Linked DNA regions of Homo sapiens: region 1 is linked to region 2. A link is an interaction called in ENCODE POLR2A ChIA-PET data of the cell type or tissue named here. Cell type or tissue: OCI-LY7. All regions are shown on one strand. Each heading gives the region's core, and the rest is flanking DNA. Links, peaks and the distances in the headings are about the cores only. Region 1 overlaps E2F8 (E2F transcription factor 8). Region 2 has its middle 78 kb from the start of NAV2-AS5.

Evidence for each region. ChIA-PET counts read pairs that join two places held together with the same protein. Peaks named below come from ENCODE experiments on the same cell type or tissue, not always from the same donor. Only the 100,000 strongest peaks of a DNase experiment are listed, where the experiment ranks them.
Region 1: POLR2A ChIA-PET joins it to region 2 with 6 read pairs; 2 of 35 experiments call an interaction of 5 or more read pairs at or near these places.

The regions. Positions count from the first base shown.
Region 1 is chr11:19,229,661-19,235,039 of GRCh38, reverse strand. E2F8 (E2F transcription factor 8) reads left to right here. Exons shown (of 13, transcript NM_024680.4): 5 at 1-296; 6 at 519-680; 7 at 2,669-2,806; 8 at 4,206-4,409; 9 at 4,712-4,799; 10 at 5,052-5,379. The region is part of intron 1 of CSRP3-AS1 (CSRP3 and E2F8 antisense RNA 1); the gene reads right to left. Among named protein-coding and RNA genes, the nearest start is that of E2F8, 8.6 kb to the left of the region's middle. RefSeq lists an enhancer at 1,522-2,721. In OCI-LY7, for the core only: no CTCF peak of the experiment used is centred there; no DNase peak of the experiment used is centred there.
Region 2 is chr11:19,426,799-19,432,177 of GRCh38, reverse strand. It overlaps a transcript of NAV2 not described here. Among named protein-coding and RNA genes, the nearest start is that of NAV2-AS5, 78 kb to the left of the region's middle. In OCI-LY7, for the core only: a CTCF peak has its summit at 3,869; a DNase peak (open chromatin) is centred at 2,617; H3K4me3 peaks cover 401 bases.

The sequences.
Region 1 (5,379 bases), core at 119-5,118, 200 kb after region 2:
TTACGATATCGTGAACGTCCTAGAGAGTTTACATATGGTGAGCCGCCTCGCCAAAAACAGGTACACTTGGCACGGGCGACACAATCTCAACAAAACCCTTGGCACCTTGAAGAGCATCGGGGAGGAGAATAAGTACGCCGAGCAGATTATGATGATCAAAAAGAAAGAATATGAGCAAGAGTTTGACTTTATTAAGAGTTACAGTATAGAGGATCATATCATCAAATCAAACACTGGCCCAAATGGACACCCAGACATGTGTTTTGTGGAACTCCCTGGAGTGGAATTTCGGGCAGGTGAGAGATGGTAGTGAAAACTCCAGGCGGCATGGCATTTGTCCTCTGTCTAAGGAAAAGGTTCTGTGGAGAACACAGCTCTAAAGCTACTGCTGCCTTTAATGTTCAGATGCCACAGTTGTCAGCTGTATGATCAGGTGGTAGTATTTTTAGCCTTGTTACTTTAGAAGTCACTTGTCCCTTTATGAATTTTAATTCTCTAATCCTCATCCTTCTCTAAAGCTTCTGTAAACAGCCGCAAAGACAAGTCTTTAAGGGTAATGAGCCAGAAATTTGTGATGCTGTTTTTGGTGTCAACGCCTCAGATAGTAAGCCTAGAAGTTGCTGCCAAGATTTTAATTGGGGAGGACCATGTGGAAGATTTGGATAAAAGCAAGTTTAAAAGTAAGTGTCATGACTGCCATGGATTTTTGAACCTATTCTTAAACAATAAAATCTCAGTCGTAAACTCATTTCCAAATTAGGAAACATAGGTGCATAAACAGATCTTCTCTAATTATGTTTTTATATCTTCTCCCCAGAAGCCATGATAATATTGATTTAGCTAACTTGTTATGATACATAAGTATCACTACTCTTTTTTTTTTTTTTTTTTTTTAGACGGAGTCTAGCTCTTTTGCTAGGCTGGAGTGCAGTGGCGAGATCTAGGCTCACTGCAACATCTGCCTCCCGGGTTCCAGCAATTCTCCTGCCTCAGTCTCCGGAGTAGCTGGGATTACAGTTGCGCGCCACCACACCCGGCTAATTTTTATATTTTTAGTGGAGACGGGGTTTCACCATGTTGGCCAGGAGGATCTCGATCTCTTGACCTCGTGATCCACCCACCTCGGCCTCCCAAATTTTGGGAGGCCTCCCAAAATTACAGGCCTGAGCCACTGCGCCTGGCCAAGTATCACTACTCTTATTTGACACATTGCTTCATTTGATATTGTAACATTGTTCTCAAAAGTAAACACGGCCAGGCGCGGTGGCTGAAGCCTGTAATCTCAGCACTTTGGGAGGCCGAGGAGGGCGGATCATGAGGTCAGGAGATCCAGACCAACCTGGCTAACACAGTGAAACCCCGTCTCTACTAAAAATACAAAAAAATTAGCCGGGCGTGGTGGCGTGCACCTGTAGTCCCAGTTACTCAGGAGGCTGAGGCAGGAGAATGGCGTGAACCTGGGAGGCGGCGCTTGCAGTGAGCCGAGATCGCGCCACTGCACTCCAGCCTGGGGGACAGAGCAAGACTCTGTCTCAAAAAAAAGGAAACACTAGAAGAATCTGTTCTGTGTGAGCTCTAAATGAGAGTAAATTGTAAAGTGGGTCTGCACCCTGGTCTCCTTCCACTGATGCTGATTACAGAGGGTTTATAAATGACTCATAAAATTGTCCCCAGAAGTGACCTGCAGCACAGGTAGTCTGCCATTTTGAAAGAATGGTTTTAGCTAGATTACCTGCTCAAAATTGGGAAGGGACTGTAGATTGGATTCCTAACAAAAGAGCTATGCCCTCACCATTACACCAGACTTTGCAGGAAGGGTGTGGAAAGAAGTGCTCAGCGGATGGGGAGGAGCACTTGGCTCGGGAGATCGGGAGATCTGCAATTTCAGAAAACACGTCCTGATACTACTGAGGGGTTACTTGCCTTTTGTGAGTCACCGGATAGTTTTCATCTTTGTTTCACTGGTTAGTCATAGCCTTGAAAACTATTCCAGGAACTGCAGAGGTGTAAGTTACTGAATCCCCAGGGAATTCAGAACCTTCTGATATGGCTAGGAAGGAGACTCGATTTGTAATTTGTACTATCAAGATGGCAGTAAAAAACAGACTTTTTGTAACAAAACTCTTTAAGATATGTGAGGTTTGTCAAGTTCACAGATCTATGTTTTGCATGTTACATAGACAGTATTAAAAAATTACACATGTTGATGGAGTACAGAATTTTCCATGCTGCCATAGTAAATAAATTTTGTTATAAGCTATTACAAGCAGAAAAGCAAGACATTTATCACAGATACTTTTACTTCTCTGCTCATAAAATTCTTCTGAATCCTCATTAGAAGATACCCAGGAATGGTGACTTTATTTTTGAAACAGTCTGTAACATAGTTTCAGATAGGGTGATCTCATCAAGTCGTTTTTCCTTTGTCAACGTATGCTATTGTCATTTCAACATTGAGTACTAGCAGTAATTGAGTCTTTTAAATATTTAAAACTTTTTTATCTTAATTAAAGTTGTATCACCAGAAGAACTTAAAAGGAGGCAGATGTTTCTCTGTCTGACATTGATGGTTAAGACAGCTCTTAGAATATACATGAAGTCCTTCTGAAGGAAAATTCTTTGATCTTTTCATTATTCCATTAAGTGGTATATATACTTTTTTTCCCAGCAAAAATTAGGAGGTTGTATGATATAGCTAATGTTCTGAGTAGCCTGGATCTTATCAAGAAAGTTCATGTTACAGAGGAAAGAGGCCGAAAACCAGCTTTCAAATGGACCGGCCCAGAAATCAGTCCAAATACCAGTGGTATGTATTTTTTTCTTTCACCCTCTGCTTTATTATTTGTGTGTGTGTTTTTCTAATTTTTAATTTCCAGTGTGTGTTGTTCCCCTCCCTGTGTCCATGTGTTCTCATTGTTCAACTCCCACTTACGAGTGAGAACATGCAGTGTTTGATTTTCTATTCCTATGTTAGTTTGCTGAGGATGATGGCTTCCAGCTCCATCCGTGTCCCACAGAGGACATGATCTCATTTCTTTTTATGGCTGCATAGTATTCCATGGTGTATATGTACCACATTTTCTTTATCCTGCTTTATTATTTTGAATTAATGCACATTGGGAGATATTTTCCCTTCCCCTTCCTACTCACCGCCCCACATGGAAAAGATATATATGATTGAAAAGATGATTCAAGATGAATGGCAATATAGAAAGTTTGGCTACTGGCTCCATCAGCTAACCAAGATCCATAACAACCTCCCACCCTGTGTTCAAGAAGTACAATCTGTATGTGAAAGCATTCGGAAAGTTGAAAGCACCACAAAGCATAAAACACTATTGCTGCTATGCGGCACAGTGACCACAACAGAACCTGTGCCCATTGAGAATATGAAATGAGTTCACTCTGGTATCAAAGTAGATATTTCTAGCCTTCATCTTAACTCTGCGATGCTGACATTTTGCATTCTACCAAAGATCCCCACCCAGAATCATTGAAAATGACAAGAACGTGGGCCATGAAGACAGAGGGAAACTTAGGTTCCATTCCAAGCCCTGCCACTCTGGCTTTGCGGCCTGAGACAAGCTACTTCTTCGAGGATTAGTTTTCTCCTTGGTGAAATGGGAAGAACAATGGCACCTCAGTGGAGTTACTGTGATTTTGGTATAATCTCAGAGAGAGGTCCTTTCGTGCAGGAATTTGGAGTGAAAATTCCGGGGCCATATTGACCAGGTTCATATCCCAGGCCCACATGCTCCCAGTTGAGAGACCTTGAGCCAGTAGGTTAATGTCTGTGTGGGTCAGAGCTCTCATCTCCGACACAGGGCTGCATTTCTTGAGGAACAGTTACCTCATGGAGCTGTGAGGATCACCCATATTTCATCAGATCTAAGACTTCACTGATTGTAAGATGCACAATTCTTTCTATATCACTAAGAAAGAAAAATCACTAATAACTACACTCTAGCACACCACTGGTTATAAGATATAGTGCAGTTTCAGAAATGCTAATGTAGGAAATATTGTGTCTCAGAATCCATTTAATAAGATAAACAAGGCTTTCTCTGTAAAGCCCTTAGAACAGTGACAGGCACATGGTCGGTGCTCTGTAACTTGCCACTTTTATTCCTAAAATTGTTTTATTTCATATCCCAAAAGCCAACTGAGCCATCCAGGTTTTAATACACAGACGTTTTCTGTTTCAGGCTCCAGCCCAGTCATTCATTTTACTCCCTCTGATTTGGAGGTGAGACGGTCTTCAAAAGAGAACTGTGCCAAAAACCTCTTTTCCACACGTGGGAAACCAAACTTTACTCGACACCCATCTCTTATCAAATTGGTAAAGAGTATAGAAAGTGATCGGAGAAAGATAAATTCTGCGCCCAGTAGCCCTATCAAGACCAACAAAGGTATGTTTTCAGGAATGTCAGGGATCTGCTAGGAAGAATTCCCTTTTATCTCATTTTTTCAGCTTACTTGATCCTTGCAATAGTTGTCAGAGAATTATTTCAATATCTATATACCCAAACCCTCTTGAAGCCTAACTAATGTATAAATTTAAAAAGTCATTTGTGGGGTTTATTGTTTAATCGCTATGCAACTTTGAGGGGAGGTGCACACTTTCTGTTCCTCTGACTTCAGTGAGGTTTCATCTGTGTGAACATTTGTTCTTTAGCTTTGACCGGTGCTCTCTTCCTTTCTATTTTACCAGCTGAGAGTTCTCAGAATTCTGCACCCTTCCCAAGTAAAATGGCTCAGCTCGCAGCTATTTGTAAAATGCAGTTAGAAGAGCAATCAAGGTAGGTTGGCAATCCTCTTTAATAACAGGATGAATTACTTTTACATTACATTGTTAGGATTACTTATTTTATGTGAGAAGAAGCCCTAGCCTTGAACTGGAGAGCTAATCTTTTCTGTATCTCATACTCACTCATTACAGAAATTATCTGCATGTTCCATAAAAGCGTGGCTTCAATATGAGGCTTAAAGCGGTAGAACAGTTCAGAAAAAATGTATATCCATCATGTCGTGTATTAAATCTTGTCTTTCAGTGAATCCAGACAGAAAGTGAAAGTACAGCTGGCAAGATCTGGACCCTGCAAACCAGTAGCCCCTCTGGACCCCCCAGTGAATGCTGAGATGGAGCTGACAGCACCGTCCCTCATCCAGCCCCTGGGAATGGTTCCCCTGATCCCCAGCCCCTTGTCATCAGCAGTGCCCCTGATCCTACCTCAGGCCCCTTCAGGCCCATCCTATGCCATCTACCTGCAGCCCACTCAAGCCCACCAAAGTGTGACGCCACCCCAAGGCCTGAGCCCAACGGTGTGCACCACCCACTCTTCTAAAGCTACTGGCTCAAAAGACTCCACAGATGCCACC
Region 2 (5,379 bases), core at 125-5,124:
TGCCCAGGCTGGAGTGCAGTGGTGCAATCTCAGCTCACTGCAACATCCACTTCCCGGGTTCAAGTGATTCTCTTGCCTCAGCTTCCCAAGTAGCTGGGATTACAGGCCTGTGCCACCACACACAGCTAATTTTTGTATTTTTAATACAGACAGGGTTTCATCCTGTTGGCCAGGCTGGTCTCGAACTCCTGACCTCAGGTGATCGGCCAGCCTTGGCCTCCCAAAGTGCTGGGATTACAGGCATGAGCCACCGCACCCAGTCTTATCAATACTTTCGACAACCAGATCACACTATGATGTATGTTGGAAAATGTGATGTGTGTTATGGCAAAATCCAAAAGCTGTGTTTTTCCTAGCTGCTGCTAAGCCAGCACTCTCTACCTTGCACCTATATGTGCAAATCTTGGCTTACTATATTTCATCTTGATAGACTCTACAGAAGGTCCCAGTCCTGCAAATTTGCTCTTAATCTAAATTCTATCTTCCGACACCAGGCATTTGTTTGTTTGTTTGTTACTCTCTGCTCTGTAAATTCCAAAGGTTCCTTACAGCCCTATCAGAACCACAAGGAGAGGAAGGAGACCAAGAAGGATGGGGTCAGCACCCAGCCCCAACCTCACTTTGGCCAGAAAAACTGTTCTAGTGCAACAGAATTCCAGGTAAGAGTTTCTTGGAACAATATTTTCTGAAACAGAAATAAAATTTGAAAACCATGGAGGCAGGGTCTTTTTGTGGCTTCTGTGCTCAGTGGTTGGTCTCATTTCTCAGCATAGCATGCTTGCCCACCCCCAGGACCTCCTCCTGCGGCACACTAAGATGGGTACACTGCAGTGCCCTGTCACACTTCCAGCTTCAGCAGTCGTTAAACGCAGCAAAGAACTAGAAGAATGACTGCTTACCTTCGCTTACCTTCTTGCTCCAGGAAGCAACAGCCTGCTGTGCCGATTCCCACTTCGGGCTTTAACCAGCAGCAACTCAGCACAGCTTGAAGGGATGCACTCTTTATCCCTGGTACCATCAGACCAGGGCTGAGGGACAGCAGTGGAAACTAGCTGTGGGCAGCTTCCAGGCAGGGATGAGATGCCCCTCCACCTGCCTGTCTATTTTGCCTTTAACAAAGCTAAAATAAGGCAGATTTACATTATAAAGGTTTAGCAGGCCATGAAGGGAGTTTTTTTCTATTGTGTCTGAATCTTGGCTAAAGCCTCAGGCTAAAGATAATTGGTGGCAAGTAGCCCATGTTCTAGAGGGCTGCTTGACACACTTGCAGCACTTACTGGAAGATGGCAAAGCTAGCCTGGAAACACCCTCCCTGGGTAAGAGGCTGTGTCAGAGGAGGCTGGAGCTTCTCTGAGGAGCGGACCTTTCCACGGACATCTGTAGATGAATTGGAGGGGACAAAGAAAAGTGATGCTCTCTACCCTCAACTGTCAACTGATCCACACGGCAGGGGAGACTGGCATCATATCTTCTTAACTGGATGTGTGCAGAGCTCCAGAAACTTGCAAAAACAACTCCCTGGTGTTAGTGAAGCAGGCCAAAGTGAGAAAGTTCTTGAGAACTTGCTCTGTCTCCAGGTGTTTGAAAGTGTGTGTAAAATAAACATTGCTGCCCATGAGCTGAAGCTGCCGTGATAGCCAGGTGAGGGGATGGCGTCAGCAGCTAGGCTTGCTGCTCACTCCCCTCCTCGCAGGGCAAGGGTGCACTGTACTTATGGGACAGGGAATGCCAGTGAGGGTCGCTGGGTTTGAACTGTCTCAAGAGGACCCAGCCTGAGGAGGCTATGCGAGAGGGGACTGAAGAAGGGGAGAAGACACCAAACGGGTCAGCTTTAGGGGCAGAGACCACATGCCGAGGCTCTCAGAAAGCCTGCCACATACTCCATGGAAGAGCTGACTCTAGGAAACTGCCCCAGCAAAGGTGATTGGATGGCCAAGCGAAAAGTGCAAAGAGCATCAGCTGCATGAAGAGGCCTCTGCCCCATTCCTTCCTTCCCTTGCTCTGCCCTAGGGAGCCAGAACTGAGAGGGGTGGGGGTAAGGGGACAGGTGGGTAAGAAGTGGAACTGAAGAGTGAAAGGACAGCCAGGGTCTCCTCATGCCCACCATTGCTCCCTGAACTCTAGACCAGGTTTGAGCTGATGAGAGGGATAAAGTTTGTAAACTGAATGTGAAATTGAAGTTTCCATTTATATTGGGCTAGACTTTCTAATTACTCAAGATGAGGCTGCTGCCACTTTTTTTCTAATAGCTAAAAGGGACTGGAAATGATGTTTCTCCAAGTGACAGGGAAGTGAGTTTGGAGGCCCTGGTGGGAAAAGACAATGTGTTTTCCTGATGAAATCCTGCTGACTTCAGGCCACTCAGCAAACTGGTTGCACGGTCTCAGGACTTAATCTTCCCAAACCTTAGATTCTTCATCATCTGTCAAATGGAGAGCAAAATGCCCACCTCCTAGAAGTGTTTTGAGAACTAAAATGAAAATGTTATGTCAATCTTTAAAGTGTCCAGCACTTGGGAGTGCCCAGCCAACAGTGCTCCCTTCTTCCTCTATTTGCCATCACTGAGCAGAGGCCCCTCCCTGCAACCTTAAACCAACAGACTTGAAGAACAGCAGAGATGAAGAGACTGTGGAGAGATGTGGTCTAACTTCCTCCTATTAGAGAAGATGAAACTGAGGTTCAGAGAGACTGGAGTCCTACTGCCGAAGGTCACTCACTGGGTAACTGGCAGAATCAACATTGAGACCAAAATCTCCTGACCCCCAGGCCAGTCTTTTTTCTTCTATGAAGTGTATGGACACTCCCGTAATAGCCCAGTGAGGCTTTATTGATTGGTTAACTGAAAAGTGACTGGAGACCTTTAGACTTGGTCCTGGCCCCCTTGGCCGTGCCAAGAAGTGCCCAGTAAATAAATGCATTGGCACAAGTTTTCAATTCACAGAGTACCAGCCCTGCTCCAGGAACTATGATTAGAGCTGGATACACACCTGGAAACCACCACCTCTGGACTCACTGAGCTCCCAATCTGGCAAGAGAAGCAGAAGACTCTGAGTGCACCTGGGGGATTCTAGAAAGGCTTCACAGAGGGCTTAATCAGCTTGTGCAATCGGGTAGAAAAGGATGGAGGTCCATTTAGGGTCTTCCCCATTCCCCTTCTCCCCAGGTGACCTCTCTGTTTTAGAGGTACCCAGTTTTGAATTCCTTGGCTGTGTAGTGGAGCTAGCAGGAAGGCGTTTCTAACCTTACCTTTGCCTCCAAGTACATTATCATAATGCACACACGTCAAGGTTCTTAGGCAACAGCTTTCCTGATATGGATGAAGAAAGAATCACATGGGAAAGAAGTTTCCCACAATCAGCTTGTACACCTCTGCTCATTTCACAAGTTAACAGTCAGTCCTACTGATCAGCCCTTCTCTTCCCACCCTGATTCTCTGCTTAGAAATTTTTATGACAGGAAGATGACTAGGTGGCATAGAGGAAAGATGACTGCTAAGGTACTTCCCCAAAGAGAGCAAAACAAATAGAGCTCAAGGTTTAATTCCTGCTCAAGGTATTAAATTTCGCATTCAAGTATCACCATTGACCAGTGATCTCAAAAGACTTAGAAGGAAGAACACAAGCTGCATTTATCCTAACTCGGGTAATCCAAATCTGAATTCAGTGTAAGTAATAGCAGGGATAAGCACTTACCTCTTTGGATGCGAAACCAATTAAATGCAGCCAAGAAGGTACACTAGCTTGAATGCGTCAAGGAGCTAATTCTCAGTGAGGCCCCACATTAATTGGTTCAGCCCCACTTTGCAGCTGGCAAAATTTCCAGTGTCTCTCAAAGCCCAGTACTGAGATAAGCCACTAGGCTACCCCTTCCAAGCCACAGACACTGACAGACAAAGGGCAGAGGCTTTTAAACAAATTGGGAAATGGTATGCGTGTATGTGTGTTTTAAATTCGTTGCCAATATTAAAAATTGGGATATTTAACAACAGCAACAAAAAAAACCCTGACTTCTGGGTTTTCTTAAAAACATGAAAGATCTCAAAGATTTAAACGTATTTGTAAAACCCATTATAATAGCAGAAGAAATCATTGGAGAATCCTTTTACAACCTCAGGGTAAAGAAGTTCTTTCTAATTTGGACCCAGAATCCGGAAGTTCTAAAGGGAATGATTGATTTGGCTACATTAAAAAAAATACCCCAAACACAATCAAAAACACAAAAAACAAACTAGCGGGGGGATGCAGATTCAAACTCATATCAGAAAGGGATTAGCTCTCCAATATATAAAAAGTTTAAGAAATCAATAAGTACATGATCAACAACCCAATAAGAAACAACTGTAGGCAATGAACTGACAGATCACAGACAGTGAAATACAAGTGGCTTTTGAGTACGGAAGATATTCGGCTTCACTCATAATTTAAAAAATAAAAAGTAAAATCACATCAAAATGCCATTTTTCACATGTTAGAATGGTAAATACCCTAAATCTTCATAATACACTGTTGGCATGGCTGTGGGAGATTGCAATTCCGCCCCGCCTTGACCCCCATCCCAGAAATTAAAAACAACAACAACAACTATTTGTGCCACAGCCAGGAAGCCATTTGACTTCAAGTCATGTGTCCCAAAGGCTGGATTCCCTTGGGAGTTTTCTACCTGGATTCTGAAGATGAAAGTGAGAATTTTTTCTGGGTTCTATTTGACACTTAACATGCTGCCCTCCTATAACTAGGCAAAGGTTCAGGTTAAAAATAACAGGTGTCTCCTCAGTAATCCTAGCTGCATGTGCTCTTCTATTTCTTATTAAAAGAAAGAAAGGGAAGCAGAAGGAAGAAGGACCAGCACAATTGCAAGCCTGCTGTGCGCCAGGAGCTGCATAGAGCTTTATATGCATTATCTCATTTATAGCCCACGTCAAGTGTGAGAGTATTGCCATCCTCTTTCTGCAGGGGAGGAAAGAGACTCAGAGTAGCCACATGACTTGATTTCTTTGACAGATGTGTGCAGAGGGGACTGAACAAAGGAGCCACAGCTTGGGTTCCCTTGGAGGAAAAGCTTATTTTGATATGGGTCGTTTTTCATTGATTGAGTCAAAGGAAATCTGGAGGCTAAGAGTGTCCCGGTCAGCTGCTAAGAAGTCTCAGTCACACTGTAGCAGGGTGCCATGCCAGGGATTTAATTTGTGTTTTTCTTTAATACTCTTCTCCAGTGAGAGAGGTGCCAAGACCAGTCTTAAATGGATGCTCTGTGTGAAGCAAATAGCAGCACTGAACTCATCAAATGCCATTGCTCCCTCTGATGAGAGGAGAAAGTATGAAGATTCTTCACACTGCATAAATCATTAGGTTCCTGGGTAGTGTGGTAGGGCTGAGAGTC